Regions from separate parts of the Homo sapiens genome. Here region 1 is linked to region 2. Evidence: read pairs that join two places in POLR2A ChIA-PET (ENCODE). Cell type or tissue: IMR-90. All regions are shown on one strand. Links, peaks and the distances in the headings refer to the core of each region. The heading gives the core; the rest is flanking DNA. Region 1 overlaps WWC1 (WW and C2 domain containing 1). Region 2 overlaps WWC1 (WW and C2 domain containing 1).

Region 1 (11,661 bases), core at 2,422-7,421, 89 kb before region 2:
CAGAACCATTCAGTGGTGGGTGGCCTCTTATCAGGAAGGAATGCATGTTGGTTGTTGTGGTGAAATGGCAAAAGGGAGGGGGAGTTGGTGGAAATCAGCGGTGAAGCCAGGCTTTCCAAAGGTCTGGTTTCTGTTTAGATTTTAGGAAAGAATGCCTACTGGAAGCTAGGGAGGGCGGGGGTATAAGGAGGTGTGTCCCACCTCCAGATGCCGTCCCGGGCTCTCCTTGGCCAACAGGATAGGACATCCATTCAGTCCGTCATGGGGCTTAGGATTTTGGTTTTACTTCTCAAGAGAAAATGAACTGACTAGGAAGAAATGAAAAAAGCTATGGGGAGGGAAAGAATGACTGGAACCTTAAATTTTCCTTCTAGTGGTAAAGTTTTAATGACCCAGCTCTGATCACACACTACTTGTTTCCATAGGGAATAATGTTGATTTCCCCATCAATCTGTAAATGCTGTTTACTAGTTTTTAACTTTCTAAATCAACTCACAGCAGAGGAAGCTTTAGGATTACATGATTACAGAGCAGTGCGTAAATGTGATACCCTTTTTTAAACTATATAAAAATAATAATGTAACTAAGAAAAATTAGAAGTTGTGGCTGGGAAGGAGAAAGGGTAAGTATGTGCCATAATGTCCTCATCTTTATGGTGATGAGTGGAGAGGTCTTACTGAAGATGATGAATAAAAATAATACAGGCCATTTTTATTTTATTTTATTTATTTTTGAGACAGAGTCTCACTCTATCGCCCAGAGGTGGAGTGCAGTGGCACAATCTTGGTTCACTGCAACCTCCGCCTCCCAGGTTCAAGCAATTCTCCTGCCTCAGCTTCCCAAGTAGCTGGAACCACAGGCCCACACCACCCCGCCTGGCTAATTTTTGTATTTTTAGTAGAGAAGGGGTTTCACCATATTGGCCAGGCTGGTCTCAAACTCCTGACCTCAGGTGATCCACCTGCCTTGGCCTCCCAAAGTGCTAGGATCACAGGCATGAGCCACCGTGCCTGGCCTACTGAGCATTATTTTATTTTTAAATTTTATTTATTTATTTTTTTAGAGACAGAGTCTCGCTCTGTCACCCAGGCTGGAGTGCAGCGGCATGATCTCGGCTCACTGCAACCTCTGCCTCATGGGTTCAAGCAATTCTCCTGCCTCAGCCAAACGAGTAGCTGGGACTACAGGCGCATGCCGCCACACCCGGCTAATTTCTTCTGTATTTTAGTAGAGACAGGGGTTTCACTGTGTTGCCCAGGTTGGTCTTGAACTCCTGAGCTCAGGCAACCTGCCCGCCTCGACCTTCCAAAGTGCTAGGATTACGGGAGTGAGTCACTGCACCTGGCCCAGACCATTGTTAAAAAGTGGAAACCACCAGATAAACTACTGTGAGTGGTAGATTGCAGAGGGTGGGGGTGTCTTTTATTGTATATCTCATACCCTTCTACAGAATTGTGAGAATTTTTTTTTTTTACTGTATTGCCAAAGGATGAATTATAGCCAATTTAAAGATCTCAGTTGGCTTTATTGCAATTCTACAATTGGGCAATGCTTCGGTCCATGAAATAGAATCAGTGTTCCAAAGCGCTGAGCAGAATAGGCTGGCTTCATAGAGAAGGCCTGAAGGAAGCAGAAGCTAAGAACAGGATGTATTAGTCCTTTCAAAGTTACTTTTCTCATAAGATAGGGACATAATAGAATAATAGAAAAATAACTGCGTAGTTAACGACAGTTTCCTTCAGGCTACCTTTTTGCCTGTAAGGATTAAGGCAGAGGGAACTTCTTCATGACTGAAGGACTGAAGGCTTCAAAGGACCTGTCTGGGAAATTGGGTGTTCTCTCTCTCCCGATTTCCCTGAAGGTCAGGTAACTTAGTTTAGGTTTGGTGACATGAAACTTGAGCATGGGTGACTCCATTCTGATTTTTAGTCTGGTCTGTTGGGGCCTGGTGCAGGAGCTTAGTCCAAAACCATGGCCTCCTATCATTTTTACTTAATGATGTGTATCAATTACTTACATAATAATTGAAAACTAAGTCTAATTTTTTTCAAAAAAGACACTAGGCTCCCATCCTGAGGCTCTGGGAGAGGGCACGCTCTTTGAGACAGAGTCTCACTCCATTGCCCAGGCTGGAGTGCCGTGGCACGATCTCGGTTCACTGCAACCTCCGCCTCCCAGGTTCAAGCAATTCTCCTGCCTCAGCTGTGCACTCTCCTATGCACAGTGAGAATGCCCCCAAGCACACGGTGACTCTCCTAGGGAGGGGTGGGGCTGAGACAAAGCCCTGACCTAGGAGGAGGCAGGTCCCCTGATCCTTGAAAACCTCTCTTTTTCCCTCTCCCTCCTATCACAAGGGTGGTGGGAAGGCCCACCCAGGGTGCGTGAGCCACTGCGCCCGGCCCCAGATGTTTTCATCATCACTATTTTTGCCATTTCTTTGTTTCACCTAAGTACATATTTTTCTTTAAATTGATTCACTTTATTAACTTAAATATTTACTTATCCTCATCTTAAACAGTAATATCTGTGAAAGCATGGGTTTGATGGACAAGTTATATATTATGTATATTAAAACAAATATGACTATAAATATAAAAATTCACCCATGTACCACCTAACATTATCTCCTGTCACCAATCATACACTTATGCCTCCCTCTGGGGAAACAGTGCATCCAGTCACTTGTTGTCATAGCAGCCTGCAGAGAGGGTTGAAAACCATTTGGAAGTGTGTGCCCACATTCGTGTTGGTACTTGGCAGGATTGGAATTAGAACTTTGGTCTTAGCTTAATTCACTCACTGAACAAGTGTTGGAGGGTCTGCCATCTGTCAGGGACTGTCATGGCCCCAGGGCTAAAATAGTGAACAAGATATGCATGGTGCCTGCCCTGTGTCTCCAACATCCTAATAAACAGACAGATAAAACTAAAGAATCAAATACATAAATGCAAATGGTAAAAAGTACTGCAATGGCAAGCTTGTGTTCTTTTGTTACTCTAATTAGCTTCATGTATATTTATCAGCTACTCTGTGGTTGGTTGCAAATTTATTACTTACCACATTCTCCTAAATACATTTATTCAGGCCAGTGCCATGGCTCACGCCTGTAATTCCAGCATTTTGAGAGGCTGAGGCGGGCAGATCAGTTGAGGTCAGGAGTTCAAGTCTAGTCTGGCCAACATGGTGAAACCCTGTCTCTACTAAAAATACAAAAATTAGCCAGACGTGGTGGTGTATGTCTGTAGTCCCAGCTACTTGGGAAGCTGAGGCAGGAGAATCACTTGAGTCTAGGAGGCGGAGGTTGCAGTGAGCTGAGATCACACCACTGCACTCCAGCCTGGGTGACAGAGCGAGACTCTGTCCCAAGAAAATAAAAATAAAAAAAATACATTTATTCAGTCCCAAGGGCCCTGAGAAAAACCTTACCAAAGGTGTAGGCCAAACTCGTAAGGTTTAGTTATTCCCAGAATCATCTAGAATATAACAACTAGAAAATACTCCCTACTAGAATATAACAATTTTCCTACCATCCATTAGCAACGTACATCTCTCCTCTACCTAATCTCATTGAATCTTCACCTCACTCAATGAAGAAGGGAAGGCATCTCATCTTGCTCAAAGTCCTGGAGTTGGAGGTAGGTGCAGTGTGGACATGGCACTCAGGACTTCTCTTTTCCAGAGTCTCATCTTTTTCTACTGCCCTTCAAGCAATGGAGACGGAGAGGTATGTTACAGTTTTACCTGGGAGTCTAATAGTGCATTTCAAGAATGAGGGCAGTAATTTATCTACTGACATATTCATACATGTGCGAAAGGATGTATAGACAAAGAGAGAAATTAGGCACTGTCAAAGCAAGTGACTGGTGACAACAGACGTGTCCGTCAATTAACTGATGGCACATCCATTCAGTGGAATACTACATAGTTGTATGAATGAGTAGATATCTTATCGAGATAAGATACCAGACACCTTTTTTTTTTCCTTGAGATGGAGTCTTACTCTGTTGCTCAGGCTGGAGTGCAGTGGCGTGATCCCGGCTCACTGCCACCATGCCTGGCTCTTCAGCGAATTTAAACATTATGTGTGTGTTAGCTCCCAATCACTTCCGCTTCTTTATGCTGTGGAGTCACAAGTGTGTTTGGGGGCAGGGGGTGATGTCCTGAGCTGGATGGGAGGGGGGTCTGCACCCTGGCACCTGACAAAACCAGCTTTTAGTACTTCTGTTCTACACAGAGCCTTTCCGGCTTCCTGATTAGAATGACAAAGATGTAGAGACTAAATACACCTTTGAGGCAGATTTTTCATCACATCCATTCATTCAATTCATTTCACAAATATTAAGAACCCACTCTACATCAGACCTAACAAAAACAAGGCAAATGAGGTCCCTGCTTTAAGAACTTATGCTCCAGGGTGGAGAGGGATCTTGAGGGGTGAGGCTCCAGCTGAGACCTGAAGGGTGAGAAGAAGCTGGCTATGTGAAGTCGATGTGAAGACATGGAGGAAGAGTGCACCAGGCAGAAGGAATTAGGACTGCAAAGTGCTGGTGGAGGGAAGGAGAAAAAGAAAGGCCAGCGTGGCTGGAGACTGCTTAGCAAGGGGATAGTTAACTAGAAGAATCTTAGTCATTAGCCTTCTTGAGATACAGAAAGCACATGTGCATATTGCAAAAAGGTCTGTACTCAAAGGCAACCGTTGCCTTTAGGAGTGGGAGGACCAAACCCAGTGAGGTTTGCTGTCTTTTTTCAGAGTAGTATCCTAGTATCCTGCCTTTCTCCCCACCCTGTGCAGAGAAACCACAGGAATTTGTGACTTCATTCTTCAAGACCAAGGATTCTACGGCTCTACAATTAGGGCCTCATGTGGTGTGCTGTGGTAACGCCACCGTGAAACAGAAGCTGGAGCTGAAAGAAAATAGAGATTTTGGAGTTGAAAGATGGAATTAGCATCCTAGCTGTAGCCATTTATTATTTATGTGAGCTTGAGGGGGTCATTTCACATTTCCCGGCTTTGTTTCCTGAAGGTCCTGGAAAAGACACATGCACAATTATAAGTGAACATTTATTTATTTTTAAATTTCTCTCTAGGCAAACAATGGAATGTATTGGTGGTTTGCTGGTGAACCGTTTATAGAGAATTCAACTCCATCCATGGCTGGAAGAGGGTCTGCTGCCTTCCGCAGAGGTGGTCTGGTTCTCCCCACAAATGCCCCGACAGCTGAAGTGATGCTGAGATGCACTTCTTCAGGCAGGAGGATTTGCTCCATGTAGCTTTTCCTATACACAGGGAGGGCGTTTACAGCTCTGCTTCATAGCAGCGGATGCTGCAGGGGTATGAGGGGCTGACCCTTGCTGGGACAACTGAGCACAGATGAATGTGTCACTGAGAAGGAATTCCATAACACATGTGACTTTCAAAGTTTTTATTGAGTCCAAATGGACTGCAGATACAGTGAGGATGCTGCTGCCTTTTGTGCCAATGAATTCAGGCTCCAAGATCCCCAGGACACCCCCATTCTGTCTCCATCTCTTGCATCTGCTTTCCTTTGCAGGTTGACCTCATTTTCCTAATCCCATTGCCCCCATGAAGCTGGAACCATGGCCAGAGGTAGCCTTGGGAAGAGAAAATCTCATCTCTAACCTTTGAGTGGAAAATGCTAAGGAATGGTTCTGAATGGCTCAGCTGGACCCCATGCCTCTCCTTGGTCTAATCATGGGAGCCAAAGGGATGGGTCACTTACAGCCAGCTTGGGGCATTTGCCCCGTTGCTGTGGCCAATGCCCTTAACAGAAGGGCAGAAAAGATCATGGGGTCAGCAAAGAGAGCAGCCTCCTCAAAGCTCAGAGGAGTGTAGGCACAGGTGCCACAGAGCAGCACGAGACCATCCTTGTGCTCTACAACCTAGTACAATTGAGTTGGGGAAGGTGTTGATTGATACTCATATGAAGACATTACGAAGTAAACCCTGAATGTGTCTGGTGGAATTCAATGGAAGGAGAGAGAACATCAGAGATTGATGTGTTCAGAGACGTGAAGCCACGGGGCAGGAGGAAGCCCTGGGCCAGTGGTGAGAAATCGGGCTGGATAGCAGCTATACAGGGGGGCCTGGAAGCCACAGGGGGAAGAAGAGTAGATTCTACACCACTATAGGTTCCTTATACATGAGGAGAGACAGCCAGGTAAGGAGTATGCTGGGGAGAGGGGGAAGAGCCTCAGCAGCAAGTGAAGGTGGCACCACTCCCTCCATCACCGCCCATGGGTTCCCAGTAGCCTGGAGAAGGCCATGAATTTCAGCGTTCCCTGTGTGACTCACCAATAGGATGCGGGCCTCACCATTTTGCCTGTCTCTGCCTGGGTTTCACTCACTTTATACCAGTGGGGCTCTCAAATTGCGGTGTGCATAAGACTTACAGAGGGAACATGGGTAAAACACTGGCACTGGGGACCGTCCCAGGGTGGGCGGGATAGTTCAGTGGGTCTAGAGAGGACCTGACAGTCTGCATTTTATTTTTATTATTATTATTTTTTTGAGATGGAGTTACGCTCTTGTTGCCCAGGCTGGAGTCAATGGCGCCATCTCGGCTCACCGCAACCTCCGCCTCCTGGGTTCAAGCCTTGGCCACCCAAGTAGCTGGGATTACAGGTATGCGCCACTACGCCCAGCTAATTATGTATTTTTAGTAGAGACCAGGTTTCTCCATGTTGATCAGGCTGGTCTCGAACCCCCGATCTCAGTTGATCTGCCCGCCTCAGCCTCCCAAAGTGCTGGGATTACAAGCATGAGCCACCGCGCCAGCCAGTCTGCATTTTTCTTTTTTTTTTTTTTTTGAGACGGAGTCTTGCTCTGTCACCCAGGCTGGAGTGCAGTGGCACAATCTCAGCTCACTGCAAGCTCTGCCTCCCAGGTTCAGGTCATTCTCCTGCCTCAGCCTCCCGAGTAGCTGCCCGCCACCACGGCCGGCTAATTTTTTGTATTTTTAGTAGAGACAGGGTTTCACCGTGTTAGCCAGGATGGTCTCAACAGTCTGCATTTTTAATAGGCTGCCCCAGGTGATTCTGATATAGCTGGTGCAACTTGCTTTGCTGAGTGGTGCAACAGACTTTGAGAAAAGTTGCACAGGGTAATGTCAGAGAGGAAGGAGGAAGAGATTTGTGGCTGTTGCTATTTGTTAGAAACTGACTTCTGATTGTCTGCAGTAGACCCTGCAAAGCTCTGAGCTGGGTAGGAATAGGGGCCACAGGAGCAGCATGAAGCACAAGCTGTAGCACCTACCAGCCCCTGGGTTGGGGACGACATGGGATGATGCTCATATGAACAAACTGTGAAGTCATCTCTCTCTGGGTGGGGTGGAATTCCATAGAAGGAGACAGTACAGAGAGCATATCCCCAGTCTAACTTGGGGATGTGGATTCCCAATGAGCCGAGCAGTCATTTTAATTTAATGAGCAAATGAAAACAGTGGGCAAAAGAAAAAATAAATGTTTCCAGGACTGCGGATGGGTGGGAAAGAAATGACTGGAAAGGGGAGAGTCAAAAATCAGGGAAACAGATGAAGTGAGGGGTAGGAAAGAAAAAGAGAGCAAGAGGAAGATTCTTTTTGAAAGGCCACTTTATTGATGGAGATAAAACTGAATGGAGTTCCCCACAGCCCTCCCCTCACTCATGTTAGTGGCTTCACTGGGCATCTGAGACCAGCGTGGCCTGTCACCCACATAGACTAGGCTGCTTAGCCCACCCAGCCTATCACACTGCCCGCTCCACGTTGGGCAGCCACATAAAAACACGTCACAGCTCAAGAAGATCCGTGGATGCACCTCTGAATCCCCCCCAATGGTTTCTGTGCATTTTTTTAATATTGTACAAAATATGTTAACTAGGAAAAATTAGCTGTACTGTGACAAGTGCGGGACGTCCTATTAGGATTACCGTCCCCCAGGCATTACTTCTTATTGCAGTAAGACCTCTAAAAGGTGGAGCTGTACAAACCAAAAAAAATCTAAACGATTTTAAGAAGAGCAGCAACTCAATACTGCTTTAGTTCATTTAAATTTTCTTTCCCAAAAATACACTCCTAAATATACAAACTATACAATCTTATTATTTTAATGCTGGTTTTTTTTGTTTCTGTTTTTGTGTGTGTGTGTGTTTTGTTTTTGTTCTGTTTTTAATAACAACAGTAGGACCCAAACTAAAAAGTCGGTTCATCTTCAAACCAACAAGAGCACTAGAGGACTTGTGACTCAGTACCTTCATATAACACCACATAAATAACTTTAGCCACAGTCAATGTTCACAGCCTGGTCAGTGGAACAAAGGAAATACTTTTCTGGCGATTAGACGTCATCTGCAGAGAGAGCTGGGATATTCATCCGAGGCCGGGTGAAAAATGCCATCTTCTCCCTATAAGAGAGGCCATCCCTTTAGAGCAGGGGTTTTCAACCTCGCTCTACAGAGATTCTGGGCAGGATAATTCTTTGTCGTGGGAGCTGTCCTATACATTCGCTGCAGAATGTTTAGCAACGTCCTTGGCCTCTTACCCTCTAGATGCTGGCTGTATCCTTGACCTCCAGTTATGACAACCCAAAACGTAAGCTCATTGCCAAATGTTCCAGGGGGAAGGGGAGAAATCACCCCTGGTTGAGAACCACTGCTTTAAAAGACCATTAGCATGAACGATGACTCTTAGTTCAAATCCAGTCAGAGGCTTCTCAGTTTAAAAGGACCCTTGGGCCACTTCTAATGTTTGTTTGTTTCAGATTCTCAATTTGTTAAAAAGTTAAGAGATGCCCAAAGATAGTTGTACAAATATACATTTTAAATGTTTATATTCCACAAAGGAATTTTTTTTTTTTTAAAGCACATACACAAACATGTGTACCTTGTTTGAGAGGACATCAGAAGTCTAAACGCTAGGGCCTCTGTGGATGGGAGGCCCAGGCCAAATGGCATTCGGGACCCTCCGAGAATACACCCGGGTCCAGCATGGCAAGATAGCACCTCCCTGAGATCCTAGCAGGTGGCAGGCAGAGCCAGGGAGGCCCAGCGAGCATCCATCACCCCTAGGTTTATTTATCATTCAGCCAACCCTCCACAATTACCAGTAAGGAAAACACTACGAGGAAAGGCTGGAGCAGGTGGCTCATTCATTAAACAAGAGGATCTAACAAATTAGCTCGAGTTGTGTGGGGACTGATAAAGACAGCCAAGGGAAGAGCGCTGCAGAGCTCATGGATCGCCAGGGATGGCTTGGCGGAGGATGAACATCTGTTACAGGGAAAGCCAGTGCTCTGTGAGCAAGGGATGAGAGCAGTAAGACCACAGACAGAAGACTAAGGCCGTGGGTTGGCTGAGAAAGGGATGGGGGGCTGCCGGGGCCCTCTGCTTACCTGAAAGACTGAACTTCTGGGGGTTCCTTACAGCTCTGGCCTCGGAGCCTGTGCACATCCTTGGCAGCTGCCCTCATCATCTTGTCTGTCTGAAGCTCACCCTTGTGCTCCGCTCGGTCCATCTGCTGGGCAAAGCAAGCAAGGCCCTGAGTCAGTGGAGGGGGCCTCCAGAAAGGGGCAAGGAGAACTCGCTATCACAACAGAGGGGGCTACTGTAGGGACGGCACCCTCACTCTTGCTCCATGTGGGATCCACTTCATTCAGAACGATAATGGGAAGTGCTCAAATCATCTGTTTGAGTGACTAGATTTTTGGGGCCAGGAAACGGAATAACTGTGGATCTGAGGAATTGAGGAGATGAGGGCTGCCTGTTGAAATGTGCGCTACCTCTAATCCTCAGGCCACCTAGGAGGGTAGATGTTATTACCTCTATTTTACCCAGGGAACTTAGGCTCCAGCAAAGTAAGAAATTTCTTTAATGTCAGACTACTAAGAAGTGGTGGAAACTCAGTCCCAAGCCATGCAGTAGTTCTTAAGAGGCTTGGGTATAACACTATGCCCCTTCCTCCTAATGTAAACGTATGTAAACACTTTTGAGAACAAACCACAGACAGCCCTAAAATATCCACGTACCATATACTTGAAAACATTGCACAAAGACAGAATTTTGGTAAATAAAGCCATCGTTTTTTTTGTTTGTTTGTTTTGAGACGGAGTCTCGCTCTGTCGCCCAGGCTGGAGTGTAGGGGCGCAATCTCGGCTCACTGCAAGCTCCGCCTCCTGGGTTCACGCCATTCTCCTGCCTCAGCCTCCCAAGTAGCTGGGACTACAGGCGCCCGCCACCATGCCCGGCTAATTTTTTGTATCTTTAGTAGAGACGGGGTTTCACCATTCAAAGGATGGTCTCAATCTCCTGACCTTGTGATCTGCCCGCCTCGGCCTCCCAAAGTGCTGGGATTACAGGCGTGAGCCACCGCGTCCGGCCTAAAGCCATCATATCAATGGTTCTTTGTTAGAAGTCATAGATGCTAATTTTTTTTTTTTTTTACTATTTGAAAGGTCAAGTTTTCTAGTTTGTTTTTCTTAAGTCAGGGCACATATTACTTCTCAGTCTTTCGAATAAGATCAAGTGTTAAGGTAGGGCACATAGGCACTTGTTTTCTGATCTCTTTTTGCCTTGGTTACCAGGAAGCTCAAAGATAAACATAATATCTAACTATAATTAGGCTACTTTAGATTTGGGATATATTTATTTCCTCTCCTCCTTCAAGCCTTCCAATTTTCTGTTTTCCCCTCAATGTTCTTGTTATAATCCTGTTTATAAGTAAACAGGGTATAAATAAGAAAGAAATAAACTTTTCTGGAACTTTAGAACTGCCAGAGTCAGTTTGAAGCTCCCATATCAGTCCAGGCCTAAGAAGTCCGGCGTCATCTTCCTGCCCTAGGGCATCACCACCTGTATTCAGCACTGAGATTTCAGCTGATGGTCCTGAGAGTTCAGGTAGGCACCCTCTGTAAGGTGCTCTCAGCAAGGCTGGCTGTGTGCACAGAGAACTAGCAAAAGTCTTTTTTGCCGTGGGTGGCGATCACAGAGTGGCAGGTATTATTTTTCATAAATGAAAAATTTATGAAATTTTTCATATTGGTCCTATATTGGTCCTATATTGGCCCTTGCATATTGGTCCCATATTGTTTATTTCTTCATGGCAGTCTGGGACCTGTTGGCTTAAAAGCCTGCTGGTGCCAAACTCAAATTTTTACCCTTCCAGTTGTTTTAAATATAGCTCAAATAAGCAGCTTTTAAAGCCATATACAACCTTCCTGTTTTGCATACCCTGTGAAACTGTACCCAACATTTGTTAGCCATAGATAGATAAACCCTGGGCCTATAAGAGACCCCAAGCTGCTGCTGTGCTTTGGAGTTCTCTGACCCAGAGACTCCCCATCGTGCTGCAGAGCTACCTAACCTAGATGGTCCCTCTTCCCGAGCTCTCCCCTAGGAGTTCCCTTGCCTTCCTCCACACTGGGCAGTAGCCCCCAGCACCTTTGGAAGGTCTCATGCTGTGAGGGACTTCCCCTGCATGCAAACCTGTCAAAGCGCAGTGCAAGCTAGGCACGCTGGCTCATGCCTGTAATCGCAACACTTTGGGAGGCCGAGGCAGGTTGAATGTTTGAGCCCAGGAGTTCGAGACCAGCCTGGGCAACATGGTGAAACCCCATCTCTACAAAAAATACAAAAATTAGCCGGGCATATTGGTATGCACCTGTCAACAC
Region 2 (11,661 bases), core at 2,285-7,284:
CAGGCTCTAATTCAAGGTACAAACATTTCATTTGGTGGTGTGCCTCTTTAGGCTTTAAAAAAAAAACCTAGTCTAATTGTCTTATAGAATAATCCATATTATGGATTTGTCTGGCTGTGCTCTTGATTAGATTCAGATGAAATATTCTTGTGAGGGATCCTTCATGATATCTTTATTGCATCACGTCAGAAGGCATTGATATCACCTGGTCTCATTATTGGTCATGCTAATTTTACCACTACGTAAAGTGGTGGCTGCCCATCTCTCCAATGTAAAAGTACATCTTTCTGAAATTAGTGAGTGATTTGTAGGGTAATTCTCATTACCTGACATGTGATTATGGGTCCATGTAAATATCCTGTCCCCCAAAATACAAAGGTTTGTTTTTGTTTTTATATACACCTGACACTTTTTCAAACTGTGGGACTTTAGAGAGAGAGAGAGAGAAATCACTTTGCCCCTTTAAACCTGAGGTTCAACAGGGACAATAACATCTCCCTTCCAGGACCGTCTTAACAAAAATGGTACGGACTGAATTGTGTCTCTCCCAAATAAATATAATACATTGATGTCCTAATCCCCAAAGTGATAGTATTTGAAGATGAGGCTTTGGGGAAATAGTCAGGCTTAAATGAGGTCTTGAGGGTAGGCTCCTCACGATGGGATTAGTGCCCTAATAGAAAGAGGCACTAGAGAAGGCAGTTGTCTGCAAGCCGGGAAGACAGCCCTCACCAGAACTCGACCATGCTAGTACCCGAATCTCAGACGTCCAGGCTCTAGAACTGTAAGAAGATAAATGTGTAACGTTTAAGCCACCCAATCTATGGTATTTTATTATGGCAGCTCGAGTCGACTAAGACAGATTAAGTGCTAAAACCTTCTAAAAGTCTCCAGAACATTACTTGACACAGAATAGCTAATGAATGTAACACAGTTCTTTTCTATAACCTCTGAGATCCTGAGGGTTTTCCTGAGCTGCTAAGGAAAAAGGGAGGGCTGGGACAGTAAGTACCCTGGCAAGGTTTGTCCTGTCTTGGTAGCAGAAAGAACTTCTCAAAGTAAGGGCTTCACACTAGGGGAGAGTTCAATGGCCCAACCCAGCCATGGCCACCCTGACACCATGCCCTGATGCTAGTCCCTGTGGCCTGGCCCACACTGAAAATACTGTGGGGACAACAGAATGGATTTGCAAGTTACCACTATCTCTCACCAGCTGTAAGACCCTGGGCACATTGTTGATCCTAAGCCTCAGTTTCCTAATCTGTAAAAGGGTGATATTAATTGTTCTTGCTCACAGAACTGTTATGAGAATTAACAGAAATAGCATATTCAGACTATAGCAGAGTGTCTGGCATGAAACAGAGACTCAATAAATACAGGAACAATTTGGTTATTAGAAACAGTGAGGCTTGGCATGGTGGCTCACACCTGTAATCCCAGCACTTTGGGAGGCTGAGGCACGTGGATCACCTGAGGTCAGGAGTTCAAGAACAGCCTGGCCAACATCGGGAAACCCTGTCTTTACTAAAAATACAAAACTTAGCTGGACGTGGTGGCTCACGCTTGTAATCTCAACTGAGGCAGGAGAATTGCTGGAACCCGGGAGGTGGAGGTTACAGTGAGCCAAGATTGTGCCACTGCACTCCAGCTTGGGCAACAGAGCGAGGGCACGGTGGCTCATGCCTGTAATCCCAGCACTTTGGGAGGCTGAGGCAGGCGCATCACGAGGACAGGAGATCGAGATCATCCTGGCTAACACAGTGAAACCCCGTCTCTACTAAAAATACAAAAAAAAATTAGCTGGGCGTGGTGGCGGGCGCCTGTAGTCCCAGCTACTCTGGAGGCTGAGGCAGGAGAATGGCATGAACCCAGGAGGCGGAGCTTGCAGCGAGCAGAGATCGCGCCACTGCACTCCAGCCTGGGCAACAGAGCGAGACTCCGTCTCAAAAGAAAAAAAAGAAAAAGAAAAAAAAAAAAAGAACAAGGGGATTTTGGCATGCTTGCTCTCCTCCTTTGGGTACCAGGGATAGGATAGGAGCCCCACTCTGACCAACTTTATGGTCTGGTGGAGGAAATACTGATAACATACAAGCAGATGTATTGTGATACGTGATATGAAGGAAATAAACAGACAGCCATGGCCAAGACTAGAGTTGAGGAAGAGAGGCTTCTGATAGAGTTGTCCGAGCAGGCCTCTCAGAGGTGATGACCTGAAGGATGAGACTGGAAGACTGAGAAGGACTTAGCCTTGCAAATGGATGCGTGACAAAGCATTCTAGGAAGGGGACCGGCACATACTAAGGCACTGAGGTGGAAAATTACAGGGTGGGGTAGGGAAACAGAAAGGGGGGCTGGGGGCTCAGTGCATCTGGAGCCTAGTGAGGAGGGCATGAGATGAGGCAAGAGTGGCTGGCAGGGGCCTGACCACGGAGGGCTGTATAGGCCATGGAAAGAGTGAGGGGAAGCCACTGAAGGGCATTTGATTGTTTTGAAATTGCGGTAAATATATTCAACATAAAATTTACCATTTTAACTATTTATTAAGTGAATTGTTCAGTAGCATTAAGTACATTTACACTGTTGTGAACATACTACCATCCACCTCTAGAAATTTTCTTCTTCCCAAACTGAAACTCTGTACTCGTTAACTAAGAATTCCCCATTCCCAATTCCCCTAGTCCCTGAAAGCTTTTAAATGAGGAGATATGTAATCCGACTGGCATTCTGAGATGATTACAAATGAAATAAAATGAAACGCAAATGGCAAATGAATCACTGCAAGGCACAGGTAGGAGCAGGAAGAGCAGTAAACAAGATGGTGGTTTGGACAAAGAGTAGAGGTGAAGAGAAATGGGCAGACTTGAGAAGCAATATTGGCAGAACTCAGTGTGGCCATTCTCTGTTGGTGTCGGTGGGGGTGGTGGTAGTGGGAGGTACTCACAGCTGACCTGGGAGCCCAGCTTATGCTCCCAGACGGCATGCAGTTGCTGGTACTCCTGCTGTGCAAGCTCCAGGCGCTGCTGCTTCACCTGGTAGATCTCCTTTTGTGCACTCAGAGCCTCCTGGGCCACCACCAGGTAATCCTTCAGCATATGTTCCTGCTCCCGCCGCCATTGTACTCGAGGATCCTCAATCTGAGTGGTTTCTGGAACAGACCCCAGAGATTCTAGGTCAGCATCTCACAAATATCTGTTGGGCTGGTGGCCTGTGGTATCCACTAGCAGAAAACAAAAAGCAAAATGCATAGACAAATCACAATAAATGTAAGTGGGGCAAACTCATTTACTAAATGACAGTGATTCTCCATTTGGAGTAGTCAAACAAATAATAAGCCAGGGGGTTGGGTGTGGTGGCTCACGCCTGTAATCCCAGCACATTGGGAGGCTGAGGCAGGTGGATCACTTGAGGTCAAGGAGCTTGAGACCAGCCTGGCCAACATGGTAAAACTCCGTCTCTACTAAAAATACAAAAATTAGCCAGTATGGTGGCAGGCACCTGTAATCCCAGCTACTTGGGAGGCTAAGGCAGGGGAATTGCTTGAACCCAGGAGGGGGAGGTTGCAGCAAGCTGAGATCGTGCCACTGCACTCCAGCCTGGATGACATAATGAGACTCTGTCTGAAAAAAAAAAAAAAAAAAAAAAGAATAAACCAGGATCAATTTCCAAACCCAATGTCAATCTCTGAGAACGGCCTGAATAAGGATCAGGTTTGAGTACTAATCTAGACAGAGAGGCTCAAGGACATTAGAGATGCTCAAGGTAATCTCCTTTGGTGAAGACTAAAGGAAAGAAAAATAACTAATGTCTCAGAGGATGTGGAGAAATAGGTACCCTATAGCCAGCTGGAAATGTGAATTAGAACAGCCTTACTAGAAGACTATCTGACAATGCAAATTAAGAGCCTTAAAATGTTAATACCCTTTGACCAATAATTCTCCCTATAGTAATTCATTATAAAAAGTAATTTAAATTCAGTCATATATTTGTACAAAACCATAATAATAATATATTATGAAGTAGCAAGCACATGTCATTGATTCTATGATAAGTGCTGTTCTAAGAACTTTACATATGTTCACTTCTTAAATCCTTACACGAACCTTATAGATTCTATTACTATCCCCATTATACCAATGAGAAAACTGAGACGTAGAGAGGTTAAGTAACTTGCTCAAAGTCACACAGAAATAAGTGTTCAAATATGTATGCTATATTCACAGAATGCACTATTATAAAGATAACACCTTTGAAGAAAAATTAATAACATGGAAAGGTACTTATAATATGCAGGTCATAAAACCGAATAAATAACTATCTATCAAAATCAATATGTACATTCTCAAAAAGATGAGAAAATAGGAAAATATCAACAACCAACTAGGTGGCAGGATATTTTAGGATATTTTATTTTTTACAAAATTATGTGTACAAAAAACATATACACTAATGATCTGAAAAAAAAGCAGCTGACGAGATATGGAAGAGGTTAAAATAATGTCAAAGAATCAATGCCCATGGACTATTAACTCCTCAGTCACCCCCAGTTGTTGGGTGGTGTTAGGGGTGATCAACAAGCCAGAAATTGTAAAATCAGGGCAATGTGGTGAATCCAGCCTCCAGATAGGTATTGCTTCTGAATTGATTACTGGTATGTAAAAAATGGAGAGATATCTTCATTAAAATCCTGTTTTATGGCTTTTCTTGATCATTCAGAAGTTCTGGCCACCTTGGGTTCACAACTGGTCAGAAATCCCAGCACCCCATCTGTCAAAACCTGGTCTGCTTCATTCATTTATGTCATATGCCTAGCCCGGGGAACACTGGAGTTTATGCCTCCCAATCTAGGCCCTTTAGCTCTCATTCCTCCTAAACAGGTCCAATGAGCATCTCCAGTGAAATAAAGATCAAAGAAGCAGCAGGGCCAAGTTCTCATTCCTGCCAATAATCGCTGTGTTACAACAGAAAGGCTGTTTAACGTCTCTGAATCTACTTTTGTATCTCTTAAAGGGGGTAATGAACCCTGCATCACTACTGCCCAGGAAACAGGAAACTAAAGCACTTGTGCCAGGTAAAGGAAACAAATGATAGTGAAAGTAAAACCCAAACTATTGCCTAGGATCAGTTTTCATTGTTGTTGTTTTCTTTTTCTTTTTTCTTTTCTTTTTTTTTTTTTGTTTTTGAGATGGAGTCTTGCTCTGTCTCCCAGGCTGGAGTGCAGTGGCGTGATCTTGGCTCACTGCAACCTCTGCCTCCTGGGTTCCAGTAATTATCCCTGCCTCAGCCTCCCAAGTAGCTGGGATTACAGGCGCCTGCCACTACGCCCAGCTAATTTTTGTATTTTTAGTAGAGACAGGGTTTTACCATGTTAACCAGGCTAGTCTTGAACTCCTGACCTCAGGTGACCTACCTGCCTCGGCCTCCCAAAGTGGTGGGATTACAGGCGTGAGGCACTGTGCCCAGCCTAGGACCAATTTTTGAATCGTCTGTGAATAGCAATTCTTCAAGCTTTTCCTCCTCCTTTTTCTGAGAAAAAAAGTAAGGTCTGAAGACTGCTTACAGTGGCTACAAAAAACTGCCCCTCATGAGGAAAGCTTTCCATCCCTTCAAACCAAACAAGAGGCAGGAACAAATGCAAAAATAATACAAAGACAAAACAAAAAAACAAGGCGGAGATGGAATTTGTAAAACTGGGCTACAGAACAGCTGCTGTGGGTTCCCATCTCCCATCAGCAGCTGTGGATTCCCTTGGCGTTCAGGAATCGTGGGTCCCCCTGAGGGATCTGCCCTACACCTCCAGCTGGCACAGCCCACAGAAAAAAGCAGCTCAGCCTATCTTGAGCAGGCTGGCAATGTTTCTTAAAGTTTGCAACTTTTAGAAGATCTGATTTTTCACCACAAAATAATGAAAAGTACAAAAAAGAAAAATCCCACAATTCCACCATGACAAGTTTGTGAAATAAGAGAGTTTCCATCTCTCCAATCCCATTGCCCAGAGGTAACTGTTGTTGAGTCTCACACAGATACTGCCTTCTGATTATACATGAATTTTTGTTTACACATACACGCCTATATATACAAGGTTACTTTAATGCAACATGGACCATGCCATTTATATTGGTCTGTGACTTGTTTTCATCTCCAAATGATATAGCATGCTCATTTTTGCCTGTAGGTGCACCATCTTTTAAACACCTGTACAGTGTTCCACGCTATGGTATTTGGGTTTATTTAACCAGACCTCGATGGGAAATATTTGAATTGTTTTCAGTTCTTTTGCTACTACATTCAATGCTGCAGTAAGGGTTCTTAAAAACATATGTCTATGAATTTGTGCTATTAATTCTGTGGGATAGGTTTCTTAAAGAGAAACTACTAGATCAGAGGGTACACACACTTACAATTTTAATAGATATTACCAAATTACCTTCCAAAGGCAGGTAATTTCTGTTCTCAAAAACAGCATACATGAGTGCCTCCCCCCACATTCTCAGTGAAATTGCTTTTTTTTTTTTCTTTTTAAAAGTCAGTGCCTCATCCAGTGATTCTGGGTCTTTGCTGCATATTAGAATTAGCAGAGAAGCTTCAAAAAAAAAAAAAAAGCCTGAACCCCACCCCACCCCCCGAAGAACACTTAAATTAGAATTTCCAGGAGTGGGGCTCAGGTATTGACAGTTTTTAAAGCTTCTCTGGGTGACTCTGGTGCAGATATAGCTGAGAGCCCCTGGTTGAACATTAGAATCACCCGGGAGAATTTTTTAAAAATTTCAATCCTACTCCAGATCAATCAAATCCCAATCTCTGGGAGTGAGAATAAAGCAATGATGATTTACAAAGCTCCCCAAATAATTCCAGTGTGCCACCCAAGGTGAGAACCGGTGTTTAAGAGATGACAAACACATGGGCCGATTGGTCACTGAGGCTGGCAGGTGCGATGCGGGCTCCAGGTGGAATCGCCTGCCCAGGTGCTGGTTGAAATGCTGGGCCCGTGTCCAGTTCCCTAAGCGACACCTAGGTGGACCCTCCCACAGTGTTCTGGATTTCATCTGGAACGGGCACCTTCCCTTTGGCCTTAGACCTCAGCACTGCTCTGTAAAACTATAAAGGTATATGAGACCCTTACCTGAAGGTCTGGCCAAGCCAGGTGGCTTGGCGACCATTTTTTGTGGCTCATGGTCTCTTTTGTAAACCAATAAGAATAGATGGGTGCACGAACAGACAAAAACAACACACAAACTCACACCAGAACTGGTTCTCAAACTGGTTGCACACTGGAATCACCCGAGAGATTTCCACTGAATTGATCTACAGTGTGAAGTGGGCATCAATTTGTTACATTTCTGAGAGTATTTCCTTTACCCCAATGATCCCCTGGACGCTCCCAGGCAATTTCCTCTACTCACCCCCTCTCCCAGTTTGCCTGTTTTAGAACTTCACATGCATGGACTCACACAGTTATTTGCTCTTAGGGCCTTGGTTCTTTCACTAAGCAGAAGGTTTTTGAGACTCATTCCTATTGCTGTATCTGTTGTACATTTCTTATTATTGCTGAATAATATTCTATTGTATGAATACATCACATTGTCTTTGTGATAAATTGTTAGTTTGCTTCCAGTTAGGGATTATTATGATGAATACTCTAAGTCTTCGTGTGGGCATGTTTTCACTTCTCTTGGACAAAAATACCAGGGGTAGAATTGCTGGATTATACTTCGCAAGTATATGTCGAATTTCATAAGAAACTGGCAAACTTTTCCAAACTGGTTGTACCATTTTACATTCTCACCAGCAGTGTATCAGAATTCTAGTTCTTCCACATCCTTGCTAGCAGTTGGTATTGTTATTTTTTTCCTCATTTTAGTCATTATAGTGGGTATGTAATGATACCTCGTTGGAATTTTATTTTTTTATTTTTTTGAGATGGGGGTCTCACTATGCTGTCCAGGCTGGTCTTCAACTCCTGGGCTAAAGTGATCCTCCAGCCTCAGGCTCCCAAGTAGCTGGGACTACTTGGCATGTACCACCATGCCCCAGCTGATTCTGTATTTTTATTTTTGTAGAGATGAGGTCTCACTGTGTTGCCCTGTGCTGCCTTATGTTTTGCTATGGCTGGTCGTGAACTCCCGGGCTCAAGTGACCCTCCACCTCAGCACCCTGAAGTGCTGGGATTACAGGCATGAGCGACTGTGCCAGCTGCTTCTTACTGTTAAGTTGTAGGACGTCTTTACATACTTGGAATATGGTTCTTTGTTAGAGATATGTATTGCAATATTGTCTCCTTATCTGTGGCTTGTCTTTTCAGTTTCTTAATAATGTCTTTTGAGGAACAAAGATTTTAATTTGATGAAACCAAATTTATTAATTTTTCTTTTCTGGTTAGTGCTTTTTATGACTTGTCCAAAAAAATCTTTGCCTATCATAAAATCTTGCAGATTTTCTCCTATGTTTTCTTCTAGATGTTTTATAATTTTAGCTTTTATGTTTAGGTCTATGATCTATTTTGAGTTTAGTTTTACACATGGTGTGAGGCAAAGGTAGAAGTGGTGGCCTATTTTTTTTCCATATGGATACCAGTTGTACCAACAACTGTTGAAAAGATTATCCTTCAAGGGCATTGGGCCTTTTAAAAGTTCTTTACATGGTTCTAAAGAGCTGTGTTGGCTGGATGCAGTGGCTCATGCCTGTAATACCAGCACTTTGGGAGGCCGAGGCAGGTGGATCACTTGAGGTCAGGAGTTCAAGACCAGCCTGACCAACATGGCGAAACCCCATCTCTATTAAAAATACAAAAATTAGCTGGGTGTGGTGGTGTATGCCTGTAATCCCAGCTACTCAGGAGACTGAGGCAGGAGAATCGCTTGAACCCAGGAGGCAGAGGTTGCAGTGAGCCAAGATCGCGCCATTGCACTCCAGCCTGGGTGACAAGAGTGAAACTCCGTCTCAAAAAAATAAAAAAAAGAGTTGTGTTAATGCCGTTAGTTCTGAACTGTCACACCCTGAGGGGGTCCTCCGACAGCCCAGCCCCTTCTGCTGACACTACCCTTCCTCAAGTCCATCTTACCAAAATAGGTAACTTTGTAACTGGCAGGCCCTTTGAGATCATCTTGGCCACTACTACATTTTAGTTCTTGTTTTAATTAAAAGTATACATAGATATAGCTTAATAATTCAGTGCACTATAAAATTTCCTACATAAAACATCTCCCTCATATCCCTCTTTCCAAAAGCAGCTACTTTCCAAACTTGTATCTGCTCTAGTGCAGGCATCATTGAGAACCACTTCTCCACTTTCTTCTGCTCCATGCTCTAAACCTCTCCCTACAAACACACGCCATACACATTCTCCACACAGCACACATGGCAGCACACTCATGAGTTCTCCATACACCCATCCCTTCCTACACTTGCCACACACCTGTTTTCTCCACACTGCATACACACCCACGCCGCTAACAATACTGCATTTTCCAAGGGCCTTAGCAACAACAAAAGCAATTCTCTTAAAAACATCTGGAGAATATTCAACCTTGTTACTATGCAAAGGAGTGCAAATTCAAAACAATGAAGTAAGAGTTTAAACCTATGATATATGTATCAAAAGTCAAAAGAAACGAACATAGCCCCATACTGATGAAGGTCTGAGGAAAACAGTACCCTCATGTCTTGTGGCAATACAAGCTGATATAATCTTTTGGAAATATTCACCAATCTAGCAATATATACTAAAAGCTCCCAAGGTATTTATAACTTTGACTTCAAAATCCTATACTTGGAAATGAATTTTCAGGAAATTATCACAAAGAAAGTAACATACACAAAGAGTCTTCCCTGAGTGCTATTTAAAATAATAAATGAAAATAAACCAAAAGGTTGGCAATAGGAAGCATTATGGTACTTCCATTATGTGTTTTATTTTTCCCTTTTTAAAAAATTTAACTTTTAAATTTTAGATTCAGGGGGTACCTGTGCATGTTTGTTACATGGATGTATTGCATGATGCTGAGGTTTGGGGTATACTGTGCATAGTACCTAATAGGTAGTTTTTCAACCTTTGCCCCCATCTCCCTACCCTCTCTAGTAGCCCCTAGTGCCTATTGCTGCCATCTTTTATGTCGATAAGTACCCATTGTTTAGCTCCCACTCTCAAAAAAATAAAGTGAGAACAAGTGGTATTTGAGTGTTTGTCCTTGTATTAATTTGCTTAGAATAATGGCCTCCAACTGCATCCATGTTGCAGCAAAGGACATGATTTTTTCTTTTTAATGACTGTATAGTATTCCATGGTGTATATGTACCACATCTGCTTTATTCAATCCACTGCTGATGGGCACTAAGGTTGATGCCATGTCTTTGATATTAGGAATAGTACTGTGATGAACATATGAGTGCATGTGTCTTTTTGGTAGAGTGATATCTTTCCTTTTGGATATATACCTAGTAATAGGACTGCTGGGTTGAATGGTAGTTCTAAGTTCTTTGAAAAATCTCCAAACTGCTTTCCACAGTGGCTGAACTAATTTACATTCCCACTGACAGCATATAAGTGTTCTCTTTTCTCCACATCCTCACCAGCATCTGTTGTTTTTTGACTCTTTAATAACAGCCATTCTGACTGGTGTGAGATGGTATCTCGCTGTGGTTTTGATTTGCATTTCTCTGATGATCACGGATGTGGAGCATTTTTTCATATGTTTGTTAGCCTCTTTTATGTCTTCTTTTGAGAAGTGTCTGTTTATTGTTTTGCTCACTTTCTAATGGGGTTATTTGTTTTTTGCTTGTTGAATTTTTTAAGTTCCTTATAGATTCTGGATATTAGACCTTTACTGGATGCATAGTTTACAAATATTTTCTCCCACTCCATAGGTTTTCTGTTTACTCTGTTGATAGCTTCTTTTGCTGTGCAGAAGCTCTTTAGTTTAATTAGGTCCCATTTGTCAATTTTAGTTTTTGTTGCAATTGCTTTTGAGGACTTACTCATAAATTCTTTCTCAAGGCCAATGTACAGAATGGTGTTTTCTAGGTTCTCTTCTAGGCCTCTTATAGTTTGAGGTCTTACATTTAAATCTTTAATCCATTTTGAGTTAACTTTTGTATATGGTAAAAGGTAGGGGTCCAGTTTTATTCTTTTGCATATGGCTCGCCAGCTATCCCAACACCATTTATTGAACAGGAAGTCCTTTCCCCACTGCATATTTTTGTCGACTTAGTTGAAGATCAAATAGCTGTAGGTGTGCGGCTTTATTCTAAATTCTCTATTCTGTTCCATTGATCTACGTGCCTGCTTTTGTACTAGTATCATGCTGTTTTGGATACTGCAGCCTTATAGTATAGTTTGAAGTTGGATAATATGATGCCTCTGGCTTTGTTCTTTTTGCTTAGATTTGCTTTGGCCGTTTGGACTCTTTTCTGGCTCGAAATGAATTTAGAATAGTTTTTTCTAATTCTGTGAAAAATGATGCTGGTAGTTTGATATGAATAGCACTCAATCTGCAGATTGCTTTATGCAGTATGGCCATTTAAACAATATTGATTCTTCCAATCCATGAGCACGGAACGTTTTTCCATTTGTTTGTGTCACCTGTGATTTCTTTCAGCAGTGTTTAGTAGTTCTCCTTGTATATATCTTTCACCTCCTTGGCTAGATGTATTCCTAGGTATTTTTTT

The links. Peaks named below come from ENCODE experiments on the same cell type or tissue, not always from the same donor. Only the 100,000 strongest peaks of a DNase experiment are listed, where the experiment ranks them.
Region 1: POLR2A ChIA-PET joins it to region 2 with 6 read pairs; 2 of 35 experiments call an interaction of 5 or more read pairs at or near these places.

What each region holds. Positions count from the first base shown.
Region 1 is chr5:168,465,691-168,477,351 of GRCh38, reverse strand. WWC1 (WW and C2 domain containing 1) reads right to left here. Exons shown (of 23, transcript NM_015238.3): 22 at 9,388-9,512; 23 at 5,049-8,401. The coding sequence ends at 8,335. Among named protein-coding and RNA genes, the nearest start is that of RARS1, 15 kb to the left of the region's middle. In IMR-90, for the core only: a CTCF peak has its summit at 4,860; DNase peaks (open chromatin) are centred at 4,781 and 5,361; H3K27ac peaks cover 704 bases.
Region 2 is chr5:168,376,695-168,388,355 of GRCh38, reverse strand. It overlaps WWC1 (WW and C2 domain containing 1), which reads right to left. Exons shown (of 23, transcript NM_015238.3): 3 at 2,942-3,145. Among named protein-coding and RNA genes, the nearest start is that of WWC1, 91 kb to the right of the region's middle. In IMR-90, for the core only: no CTCF peak of the experiment used is centred there; no DNase peak of the experiment used is centred there.